Linked DNA regions of Homo sapiens: region 1 is linked to region 2. A link is a contact called in ENCODE Hi-C or POLR2A ChIA-PET data. All regions are on one chromosome and are shown on one strand. The core of a region is the stretch at or near the end of the contact, and the rest is flanking DNA. Distances in the headings are between cores, read along the strand shown.

Region 1 (6,603 bases), core at 1,258-3,757, 280 kb after region 2:
GACGGGTTGTTTGCCTTTCCCTGTCTCCTTGTGGGCGGGTTCTAGGTGAGTTAATTCTGGGGGCGCTTTCTGTGACACCCAGGTGGCCTCGGCGTGTGTTTTGGAAGCTGTTTGTTAAGAGAACTGCCATGGCCCTGAACACCAGTGTGATAGAGCGCTGTGTGTCTGAGGAGTGCACCCACCCGCCTGCCTGTGTCTGACAAGTTAAAACGTGTTTTTGCTCTTCCCTTGTTGTATAACCAGCTTTTAAACCAGCAAGTTAAGATTTCAAAGTGCTTTCTGAATTTGAGCAATTCAGGAAATTTGGGTGAGACCCAGAATTTTCTCAAGAAAAGTATAATAGACGAATTGAGAGTGTGGGATGAAGAGGAATCAAAAACTTACTTTCTGTGTTTAAAGAATTTTGTGCACAGGGATTCTTTTCATGGACTGATTGAAAAGGAAGTAGGCAGGAATGTCTTATTTCACTGAAGATTTCTCTGATGTCATCCTTATCATTTTGGTTCAATGATTTAAAAAAACCTCTCCAAAGTAAGGAGAGTTCCTCCGAAATATTCCTCTTTTCTTCTAACACTCCTGACAGTCCGCAGGCTCTCGGGTTTCATCGTCACCTCACGCTTTTGTCCCCACTTCTGTCCCTGAGAGCTGGAATAGGTGCACCTGGCATCGCTGTGGGCCAGGGATGGGCTGAGGCACAGGCTGTGCTGCAGAAGCTGCCCAGGGGCCGGTGGGTTTGAGGTGCCACTGTATTTGTGCGTTAAAGAGAAACCAAATGTCGTTCTCTCACTTTCTGTGGTCCTGCAGCTGCTGGCCTCAGTCCTCGGCCTCGGAAAGGGCTGCTGTCCCCAGGTAGGCAGACAGAGCTCAGAGCCCTCGCAGGCCAGCCACTCTGTAGGAAGGCCAGGAGGACCCCAGGTGGGCAGACAGAGCTCAGAGCCCTTGTGGGCCAGCGGCTCTGTAGGAGGAGGAGCATATCTTGGGTTACACACGCACTGGCACCTGAAGCCGAGACCAGAGGGATCCCGACACTCGTGTGGTGGAGATGTATTTTGTAGAATAAAAGGAATTCTATTTCCTATTTTATGTACAATGAAAATCATGTCATTTAATCAGTCTTAAGGTGGAGGGAGGATAAACTTCCTTAATGAAAAGAAACAGGACCCGGAACCAAATCCAGGATAAAGTGACCGGTGTTTTGAATGATCTGTTCATGCTTTCTCTTTCTGCCGTGTTCTCACTTCTCCTTTCTGGCAGAAGACATTCATTTCTTGCAGGCAATTTATACATGAAAGATTTGCCTAATATGTTTAGTTTCACCATATATAATAAGTTTTATTTGCCTCCAAAAGATTGCTTCTGTCAGCAATAGATGCAGGAACCCAGAGTTGTGTTATGTGTCCATTTTACAGTTGTTTAAAAACCTGCACCTCCCAAGGGTGGGAAGTCTCTAGCTCCTCGCCGTGCTGGCTCTGTGTGTCCCTCTGAGGAAGTGTGTCCTGGCTCCTCGCCACGCTGGCTCTGTGTGTCCCTCTGAGGAAGTGTATCCTGGCCACGCAGAGATCCCCTGGTGCTAGGGCTTTCCACCCCCTGCTCCTCCTTCTTTTCCCAGTGTCAGACCCTGGGGCCACTGGGACAGGCCCGTCCCTCCATGGAGAGCCCCAGTCACAGAGGAGGAGACGGGAGGGAGGAGGAGACGGGAGGGAGGAGGAGACGGGAGGGAGGAGGAGACGGGAGGGAGGAGACAGTCATCAGCACACCCTGAATTTCAGGAACCGCAGTGGGCGGGCTGGATGTTTATTTAGTTCCTTTTTGTGTTTTTGTTATTTTTCCATCTTCAGTTTCTTTGCTTATAAGAGTAAAAAGAGCCAGTTATCTTGTTTAATGTGCACATGAGCTCTAGATCGGTGTCACATTCTGCCGTTGTTAGATGTAGGGCACCGAGGCAGAGTGGGGAGATCCAGCAGCTCACAGTAGTCTGCAGGTGAGATGGCCAGACTCAGGCCTGCAGGGGAAAGCCCTGGCTGAGAGGCCCCTCCACCCTGGCTCCCACCCACCCCCCAGCCCTGGGCCTCCACACGCCCAGCCCCATGGTCCTGGAGAGTCCCCCGCTCCAGCCCTGGACCCTCCAGCGCCTGCAGCCCCTGCTGCCCCTTCTGGTGCCTCAGGCAGAAAGAGGCCCCCTCCCCCACACCCTGCCCTCCACGGCAGTGACAGGAGCCTGGGCGGGGTCGGGGTGGGGGGGTGGTCCCAGGGAAACTCTGGCTGTGTTTCCACACAGAGATCTTTTTATAGGCTGTGGTCAGTGGGAGACTCAGTGCACTGAGGTGGGCCTGGGAACTCCAGCACCCCAGTGTTTTTATGGGAAAAATGCTCCCCGAGTTCCAAGGAGGGACTGAGGAGTTGGCTTGGGGAGCAATCTGCTCAGCTGGGCTGTCTCTGCCTGGTCATCCTGTCTAGTTTTGGTGATTAATAGATCACTCACTTAGAAATATTTTGTGTTCAACGAGCCGTGCCAGTGAGAGAGTTCGTGTTCATGCCACGGTTTCATTCTGTGACGCGTATCGTGCTTTTATAGCTTAGGCTCTCGCTGGAGAGTTTTAGTTTTGTGGCTCGGTTTTAAGGAAGTTGGACTATGCTATTTTGGCAATCTTTGTCAAGTTGGAGTGTGTTTTTTCACTTTTTCAGAAGAAAGGGGCTGATAATGGCCACCCGTTTGTAGCCAAAGAGTGCCCTCGGGAAAAAGGGTTACAGCTGGTCTCTGGGGGGCACGGCAGGGCTGTGGGTGGGGGCAGGGAGCAGATTCCAGCTGGAGAGAAGGAAGCACATTCTAGCATTATAGAGAGGCTTAGCAGGGGAATGGTCTGCCTTGTGGGAAGTTATTCAGACAGAAGTGTGAGGTCGAGCTGGAGGGAGATGGGGCGTTGTGAAGAAATGAGAAAAGGAAGATGCCCGGTTGCTCCTGGAAAAAGGAACCTCTCACCTCTCCTGGTCTGGCTCTGCACAGAGCTGGAGCCGCGGCCGCACAGAAGCCCGTTCTTGTGGCTTCCTCCGTTGGTCAAGCTCTGTGCCAAGAGGCCTGCCAGAATCCCCTCACCCACTGCAGCCTCCACAGGTGGATGTTCCCGCTGTGACCACCTCACCTTCTGAAGTCGGGGTGTGGAGACTATCGGGGAGCTCCCAGAGCGCCCACCTCCTCCTGCGTACGGCGTCTGTGCCAGCAGGAAAGCCGGGGAACTGTGCGGCTCTGGCTTTGGGGGACGGTGGCAGGTCCACATGACACCCCACATACATGACCCCGGTGCTCCAGCTGCTTCTCAAACACTCCGTTCTCGCAGCCTCACCCTGGGGACCCCCGACACGTACTAGTCGCAGTCCTCCATCCCCATGTCCTCCTCATGCCTTGTGCCTCAGCTCTGCCCTGACCCCACTCTGTCCACTCAGCTGCCCCCCTACTCGTCCTCCATGCAGACCTCAGTCTTGGCCCTGTCTCTGCAGCCATCCTCCCGCTCCCTTCTCCTGAACGCTGGTGGTTGCCCCCACAGCAGCAGCAGTGATCTGCCCAGCCCCTGCACTGGACCCCTCCACCAGCTCAGAGCCCCTGTTCCCCCAACCATCCTGCGTCCCACCCTGGTCTCCAATGGTGCCTCAGGCACATGCGGTTTCCCTCTTCCCTTCCTGACCACCTGCCCCCATCCTGAGCGATGGCCACTGTCAATTTCCTGCCCGTGCTAGGGGCAGCTTCCATCATTTTAATTATTCATCTGTGTTGGTGCTTTTGTCCCCCCAGCTGGTGTGACCTCCACGTGGCAGGTCAGAGTTGTCCCGGCACCCGGCACAGCGGCTGGCACGAGAGCTGTCTGTTGAGTGAATGATCGGGTGTTCAGCAGACATCAGCCAGAGCGTCAGGGCGAGGCTTGGGCGGGGACAGTGGCTTTCAGTGATTTTCCTTTTAGTCGTGAAACCTTCTCAAAAAGCACACACAAGCACAGAAGCAGAAACTCCTGTGTGACTGGTGTTGCGGGGTGGACCCACTGCCGCCGCCTCCTCCTGGGCTGCTCTGCGCGCCTGCCAGGCTCTTCCAGTGCCTTCACCCAACACGCGGGCCTTTGGAGCTCAGACCTGGCCATGGCGGAAGATTCGGGCTCCACCTGCAGCTCCACAGCTGACAGGCCGATCTCTTGGGGCAAGTCACTTTCTCTCTCCTAGCCTTGTGTCTTCATCTCGCCGGTCCTTGTTAGCGAACAGGCACTGAGGCCTGGGGAGCTGTCACAAACGGCTGCCTGATGGGGGAGGGTTACCGTAATTGCCGGATTAACTTGGGGGACTTTAAACTGCATTCCTCTTTAAAATATAAAGTATAATTGTTGATATTTTTGGCAAATGCCAAAATTTGTATTCTATACAATTTTGAAAGAGAAAGGGAAAAGCTTGAGAGTAGAACCATCAGTACTTACATAGAATTAGTTGATAAATTTACATTTTCCTCATCAGAAAAACAGTGCAGCCTAATTGCACATTTTCCAAAAATGTTTGCTAAATAGCAGAAACAGAATGTTAATTTGTAATGCGCTATTGTGGGAGTGGTTGTTTTAACCAGAACCCTTTACTTGATTTAATATGTCACATTCTTTTGGTTTGCTTTTGGACTTCAAAATGATGCTCAGAATCACACAGTGTATTTGTAGGGTGTGGAATACCGTATTAGTATTTGTAAACAGGAGTCAGACTGGAGATTTTCAGTTTTGGAAGTGTGGAGACTTGATTTCTGCCAGGATGCCTTCCGATGTACTTGTTTCTTTCCAATTCTACAAGATATTTGGAGAGTTTTTATTACTAGTTTTTAATATTGTGAAATTATTTTTTCAAGCAAACAAATTCAAAGGTAATAAAACCACTAACTGCATACCTATCTTCCAGAGTTAACGTGTGCTAGCCAGGGGGCCTGTGCCTGAGAATTGACTCAGGGCTGGGGTGACCACAGAAGCCCTTGGTGCCCCTGCGGCTGCATCCCCTCCCCAGAGGCCACACTTGGAAGCAGGCGCCACCCCTTCCCACTCCAAGGGAGTTTCTTAGTTAGATTCTTGGGGAAAAGATAAAACAAACGAAGAACTCCTCTCATGCAACCCTAGGCGTGAGAAGCAGTGTCCGCCCTGTTTGGTGGTCTGGAGGCCATGTCAGAGAGGGCTGCCTGGCGTGTTTGGGGGCCTCGTCAGAGAGGGCTGCCTGGGGTGTTTGGGGGCCTCACCAGAGAGGGCTGCCTGGGGTGTTTGGGGGCGTCAGAGAGGGCTGCCTGGGTGCTCCAGGGAAGCTCCTCCTGCTCAGCTTCTCGGTCTGGGAGGATGTTCACCTGCAAAACTCCACCAAGCCATATGCTCATAATCTGTGCACTTTTCTGTATATCTTAATAGTTTACTAAAATAATTAATATTTTAAATTTCTGGAACTTTTAACCTAAGGACTTTCAAAATGGTCTGAAAATGTTAATAGATTTGCTCTCAGGAGAGTATGTATGAAGTTTGCAGAAAGAAAGCATTATGTAGATTGGATTGAAAATCAGATTGGCCAAAATGATTTAAGGAAAAGGTCTAGAAGTAGATCCTGAGTGTGGGGAGAGCTCAAGGGCTTTTCTCAGGGACAGGACCTGTGCAGTTTTATGCAGTTGAGGAAGATCCTTCCCCTACCCCCAGGCTAGATAGACTGTGGGAAGAGATCCCCTCTGGGCATACCACCTAACAGAAAGCTTTTAAGACTTTCTCCTTATTGTCGGTTTTCAGCAATTTGATTATGATGAGTCTCAGGTTGGTTTTTCTGTGTCTGTTGTGTTTGGGATTTGTTGGGGTTCAGGTATTTTTTTCATTGTTTCCCACTTTTGAGACTCTAATTATGCAAGCATGTTAGGCCACCTGGTTTTCCCTTCAGCTCATGGAGGCCGTTTCATGTTCAGGCTTCTGTGTCGCCTGCATGCTTGCCATTTCATTGTTTCTCTTGCTCTATCCTGCAGTTCACTGATCTGTCATTTTAGTGTCAGATATACAGCTCATTCCCTCCTGTGAGGGAATTCCTGCCGATCAGCCTGTCATCTCAGAGACTGTGTTTTCATCTTTAGCAGTTCCTTCTATTTTTTTCATTTCTTTCTACTGATTCTCTTCACGCTTTGCTTTAAAACCCCAAAAATGTTGGCTGGGTGCAGTGGTTCATGCCTGTAATCCCAGCACTTTGGGAGGCTGAGGTGGGCGGATCAGCTGAGGTCAGGAGTTCAAGACCACCCCGGCCAACATGGTGAAACCCCGTGTCTAATAAAAATATAAAAATAGCTGGGCATGGTGGCAGATGCCTGTAATCCCAGCTACTCGGGAGGCTGAGGCAGGAGAATCTCTTGAACTCAGGAGGCAGAGGTTGTAGTGAGCTGAGATGGTGCCACTGCACTCCAGCCTGGGGGCAGAGTGAGACTGTCTCAAAACAAAAACAAAAAACCCCAAAATGTTTGTATATTTATAAGACATGTAAAGCCCTTAGATGCCAGTGCTATCATCTCTGTCTTTCTGGGTCCCTTTATTGACTGACTTTTCTCCTGGTTATGGGTTACATTTTTCTGAGTATTCA
Region 2 (6,008 bases), core at 2,618-5,117:
ACATGCTTTACTTATTTTATTTTATTTTTGAGACAGAGTCTTGCTTTCACCCATGCTAGAGTACAGTGGCATGACCTTGGCTCACTGCAACCTCCGCCTCCCGGGTTCAACCGAACTTTGGGCTGGTCTCAAACTCCTGACCTCAGGTGATCCGCCCGCCTCGGCCTCCCAAAGTGTTGGGATTACAGGCGTGAGCCACTGTGCCGGGCCTGATTGTACATTTTAAAATAACTAAAACAGTCAGGGCACAGTGGCTCATGCCTGTAATCCCAGCATTTTGGGAGGCTGAGGCAGGTGATCACCTGAGATCAGGAGTTCGAGACCAGCCTGGCCAACATGGAGAAACCCTGTCTCTACTAAAAATACAAAAATTAGCCAAGTGTGGTGGCGGGCGCCTGTAATCCTGGCTACTCGGGAGGCTGAGGTAGGGGAATCGCTTGAACCTGGGGGTGGAGGTTGCAGTGAGCCGAGATCACGCCACTGCATTCCAGCCTGAGCGACAGAGTGAGACTTTGTCTCAAAAAATAAAAATGAAATAAAATTGGGCCGGGTGTGGTGGCTCACACCTTAGTCCCAGCACTTTGGGAACCTGAGGCAGGTGGATGCTTGAGACCAGGAGTTTGAGACCAGCATGGGCAACATGGCAAAACGCTGTCTGTACAGAAATTAGCTGGGTGTGGTGGTGCACAACTATAGTCTCAGCTACTTGGGAGATTGAGGTGGGAGGATTAATTGAGCCTGGAAGGTTGAATCTATAGGTAGCTGAGATTGTGCCACTGCCCTTCAGCCTGGGCGACCAAGTGAGACCCTGTCTCAAAAGAAAAACAAAAAAACAAAAAACAAACCACTATTATCGACTATATATTATTGTCTATGATCCCTCTGCTGTGCTGTCGAATACCAGGTCTTGGGCCCTTATTTCCATCACTGAGCAAACTTCACTCTGTTAAGCAGCAGGTGTGGGATTTCATCGTTATTCAGTAATTCACAATGTTAGAAGGAAATGCTGTTTGGTAGACGATTGCTTTACTTTTCTTCAAAAGGTTACTCTTTATTAGATGAGATGAGAATTAAAAATGGTAACTTACTTTATATCTTTATAATTGAAGCCCACTAGACCTTAAAGTAGTTACCAGATGTTTTATGCATTTAAATGGCCTTTTCTCTAAAATTAGAAAGTAACAAGGAAAGAAAATGCTTCGTTTCTATGCAACCCTCTTGGTGACTAGTATGTGACTCTTAATGCAACCCTCATTGCACCCCCTCAGAATGGTGCCCCTCGGAGTTTGCGTGCTGCCCTGTGGAGGTTTGCTGAGCTGGCTCACCTGGTTCGGCCTCAGAAATGCAGGTAAGTTGTACACTCTGGATGTTGGTTTTTGTCGGGGGCCAGCTGCTACTGATCCTTTATGTCTCAGCTCAGATGTCATTTCAAAAGTCTGCTCTGCCCTCTCCAAATTGCAGTCGACCTTGCCCTGTTTATGTTTCCCTCATAGCACTAATCCATGTCAGAAATTGTCACGTACAGTCTATCTGTGTGCTTGTTTATTTTCTATCCCACCCTTCCGCAAGAGACTTATGGGATGTGTGCCCCAGGACAGCAGGGGTCTTACTGTCTTATGCTCTGTTGCAGCCCAGCAGCGATAACAGTGTCTGCACATAGTACTTGCTTAAAAGATACTTGCCAAATTGTTGAAGGTTGAGGTACCAATTTCATTATTGCTGACTATAGGAGTTATAGCAAAATATCCATTTGTCTGTTACATGAGTTAAAAATATGGTTGTTGCACTGTGAATAGTTTGGTTTAGTCAAAACAGTTGTATCTTAACGGATTGAGAAACAAAAGCAGGACCACTTTTCATCAGCTCCCTCCTTCTCCTTAACCAGCAATACATGCTGATGCTGATATCCCATAGACCCTCAGCTCCATCCTGAGTCACTGGGAATGTGGTCTAAACCCTCACTATTAATATGAACTGAGTTTCAATAAGAATCTTATATGGGTCGGGCATAGTGGCTCATACCTTTGATCCCAGCACTTCAGGAGGCCAAGGCAGGTGGATTGCTTGACCCAGACTAGGCAACATGGTGAAACGCCGCCTCTACAAAAAATACAAAACTTAGCCAGGCATGGTGGTGCGTGCCTGTGGTCACAGCCACTCGAGAGGCTGAGGTGGGAGGATCACTTGAGCCTGGGAGGTGGAGGTCGTGTTGAGCCAAGATCGCACCACTGCACTCCAGCCTGGGCAACAGAGTGAGACCTGTCTCAAAAAAACCAAAATCCAGAAAAGAACTTATATGGCTGCAGAGGTATAATCACTAAGGAAATTTCCTTTTGTATAATCTTTTTTCTTTTACTATCATTTAAAAAAATGTGTTATATTTCTGAAGCAACACATCCAGGTTCTGCACATAGCAGCCAAAGTGACCTTAAAGAATATAACTGGGTCTTGTCATTCCCTTATTTAAACTCTTGTACCCATTTCCCAGTGCCGTTTAGATAGAGATTCCAGACTCGTCAATGGCTCTGTCACCTCAGACACCCTGCATTGACTCATTAGTCTGATTAGAGTCAGGTTTTTCTTCCTCCTGATGGTTTTTTTTTCCCCCTTAGTTCTCAGCGGAACAGTCACTTCCTTAGGGAGGTTTCCCCAGCCACCCTCTGAGGCCGTGCTTGTTGCCAGACTCTGCCACTAGAGGGCAGGGCTGCACCACTCCTGGCACCTCGCACCCGGCCTGCCCTGTCACTCTGTGTGTTGGGTGAATTCCTGTGATCTGTGACTCACTGCTCTGTGTCCTACACATTCGGCTTTTCTTCTCTCCCCACAACCCCATTTTATAATTCTCCTTTTTCAGGAAAGCTTTATTCCCATTTAAAAATTTTTGTTTTTAAAATGGTATTTTCTTACACTTATTTTCTAATTAAAAATGAGTGTTTTAAGAAGTATTATGATTTACTGCAAATAATTTTTAAACCCAGCCTTTTAGATCCTCTGTGATCATAAGAGAAATGAAGGATGTCTCCCAACACTTGAGCTTCATCCACATTTCATCCTCCTGTTCTTTCAGCTGAGTTTTCCCCATCCCATTAGGGACTGTTGGAATATAAAACTGGCTTTTCCCTAACAGGGAATGAATTGCTTCTGTTTCTCCTGAAGGAGAGCTGGAAGAATGACTTGCGTTCTTTTGCATACACAGGCCTTACCTGGTGAACCTTCTGCCGTGCCTGACTCGAACAAGCAAGAGACCCGAAGAATCAGTCCAGGAGACCTTGGCTGCAGCTGTTCCCAAAATTATGGCTTCTTTTGGCAATTTTGCAAATGACAATGAAATTAAGGTATGATTGTTGCCTCAGGTCACAAACATGCGAGTGATGCTGTGAGTGAGTCTGTGGAGGGTGAGGGCTTCTGAACAGGGAGTCCTGTGGGAGTGCTTCTTGGGGTATGTTGTATGTCGTAATTTAGACTACCATCATTTGTGTTATTTTTGAGGCACCTAAGGACTTCTTTCCACTTCTCATTTCTTACTGTGGGGTGAAGAGTTGAATTGGGAGATGGTTTCTAGATGCAAATTGAAAAGGCATTTTTCCAGAGCAGATTTGTTTTCGGCGTACTAGAGTGACTCTTTAACCTAGCTGCGGGAAGATGACTGTGCCAAGACTGCAGGTAGGAGAAAGCTCACTGACGAGGCCTTGTGGGTCTGAACGTCCTGCAGCTATCAGAGCCTGTTGGCTTCCTGTTGTGCATTCCAACAAATCATCTTCAAACCCACTTTAGTGTTTTGTTTATAATGTCCAGAAATAGTGACCCTGTCACATGCTCTACAGATTACAGGATTCTTAGCCTCTTCCTTTTTGGTAGGTCAGTCCTGGGTTTGAGCCCAAGTGACCCTCCTGGGAGGTGATGATACACACTGGGTAGAGTGGAATCAGATGGACTTGGATTAGAATTCTGTCCTCTTTACTAGTTATTTTCCTCTAGGCAAACTGCCCAACAGCTCTAAGCTATTTCCTTCGTATTCTGAAAAATAAGCCTTAATGGGACCCATATAGGGCAACTCTGAGAGTAAAATAAAGGAATATGTGTTAGAGTGTAGCATAGTCACCCACGGGAAGGGCTTAGATGTTAGCTGCTACTGCTCTTATTAGCTGAATGATTTGGAATAAACTGTTAGCCTCTCTCATGTTTTTTCTCTTGAGCTTCGAAGTTTTCTTGTTAATACTAAGGAGATATTCAAACTAGTCATGGGGTTTTGGAATGACGAAGGGAGATGATGAATCTAAAGAATTTAGTGTAATATTTCTTCATGCTCAGTAAATGGTAGTTTCTGCTGCTGTTATTTTTATTACCATCTCTTTGGAATGGGAGTAGGTGCTCCTTTGTGGTCAGAGGCTGTGAGAGCTCCACAGCGCCAGTTTGCCCATCTGTACACTGGGGTCTGTTGAAGGCAGTCCCCTCTGTGATATCTCTGGCTGTCAGAGCTCAGATGATAGATGGTATTTTTGTACTCTTAGTTCTCATCATTTTCATGATTTCGATCACCATTTGAGTATGATGATGCTAACACTTTGTTGAACGTAGAATCCGTTAATTACTTCCTTCCTGAACCTTTGGCATTAAAAAAAATCTATTCTGCTACCTCTCTGCTCATTTATGGTTATTCAAATTTATTATCAAGAGCCTGGTACAGTGGCTTGTGCCTATAATTGTAGCTACTTGGGAGGCTGAGGTAGGAGGATTGCTTGAGGCCAGGAGTTTGAGACCAGCCTGGGCAAGATAGTGAGACCCTATCTCTAAAAAAACTGAAAAAAAATTAGCTGGACATGATGGCATGTGCCTGTGGTCCTAGCTACTCAGGAGGCTGAGACAGGAGGCTCGGTTGAGCCCAGGAGTTGGAGTTCGAGGCTACACTGAGCTGTGATTGTGCCACCACACTCCAGCATGGGTGGTAAAACAAGATGCCATTTCTTAAAAAAAAAAAATATATATATATATATTATCAATGAAATTCAGTAGTACCAACAGGATTATAAACAAAGATAGTAGTTCCCTTCCTACTTTTTCTCTTAATCCTTGTGTCTCACAGGCAAACATAACTCTTAGTATTTCTTCCAATATTTACTTTCATGTTTCTTTCTTTCTTTCTTTTTTTTTCTTTGAGATGGAGTTTTGCTCTTGTTGCCAAGGCTGGAGTGCAATGACGCAATCTTGGCTCACCACAACCTCTGTCTCCCGGGTTCAAGCGATTCTCCTGCCTCAGCCTCCTAGTAGCTGGGATTACAGGCATGCATCACCACGCTCGGCTAATTTTGTACTTTTAGTAGAGATGGGGTTTCTCCGGGTTGGTCAGGCTGGTCTCGAACTCCTGACCTCAGGTGATCCTCCCACCTCAGCCTCCCAAAGTGCTGGGATTACAGGCGTGAGCCACTGCGCCCAGCAACTTCCACATTTCTAAATAACATGCTTCTACTGCTATTTTTTTTTTCAATTTTAGACATTTTTTTACTTTCACTATAGTTCTATCAGAATTCAGTGTGTACGTTATTATGCCTAAGTAAATAGTCATGGTTGCTTACGTATTATATTTCTTTGATTGTGTTTCTTATTTGATGAGAAAGCTGTGTTTTTTGCTCTGGGTTGAAACTGGAGAGAGGACCTGGGGAGGAGGAGGAGGACAGATGAAGTTGGTGACTGTACCTTCATGGCCATAGCTGGGTTCTCAGCACCCGGGGATCTGCTGATCACCTACTCATAGGCCAGGCCCCTATCGAAGTTCTAGGTGACCCAGTGCTGGGGACGGGGGGGCCACCTGCAAGGTCTAATCATGGAGGTGGGGGCTACAGTGTTGGCTTGTGCTGGGGCCAGCATCCTTAGGAAGGCATCTTGGAGGTGGAGGAGACAGCCGCCCACTTCTTGATTGGGGCCTTCAGCAGCACCAGCTTCTTGGGCAGGCTGGTGCTGGCTTTCATCACCATGTCGTGTTCAATCTTCTTCCAGATCCTGACTTCTAG

Evidence for each region. A loop is a pair of places that touch in the nucleus more often than their neighbours do. ChIA-PET counts read pairs that join two places held with the same protein, here RNA polymerase II (POLR2A). Pooled maps may share reads with other maps.
Region 1: a pooled map shows a loop between it and region 2 (3-fold over the local background). The contact joins two enhancer-like sites. A Hi-C loop is called at or near these places in 6 of 50 pooled maps. POLR2A ChIA-PET finds 5 or more read pairs at or near these places in 2 of 52 experiments (T-cell and activated CD4-positive, alpha-beta T cell).

The regions. Positions count from the first base shown.
Region 1 is chr4:3,386,529-3,393,131 of GRCh38, forward strand. All of the region lies in intron 4 of RGS12 (regulator of G protein signaling 12), which reads left to right. Among named protein-coding and RNA genes, the nearest start is that of HGFAC, 52 kb to the right of the region's middle. RefSeq lists enhancers at 1,432-1,701, 2,392-2,541. Within about 2 kb of position 2,508, at least 14 of the 41 ENCODE cell types and tissues checked have a DNase peak (open chromatin) inside an H3K27ac peak, as active enhancers do.
Region 2 is chr4:3,104,089-3,110,096 of GRCh38, forward strand. HTT (huntingtin) reads left to right here. Exons shown (of 67, transcript NM_001388492.1): 5 at 1,269-1,348; 6 at 3,197-3,335. Among named protein-coding and RNA genes, the nearest start is that of HTT, 32 kb to the left of the region's middle. Within about 2 kb of position 3,868, at least 8 of the 41 ENCODE cell types and tissues checked have a DNase peak (open chromatin) inside an H3K27ac peak, as active enhancers do.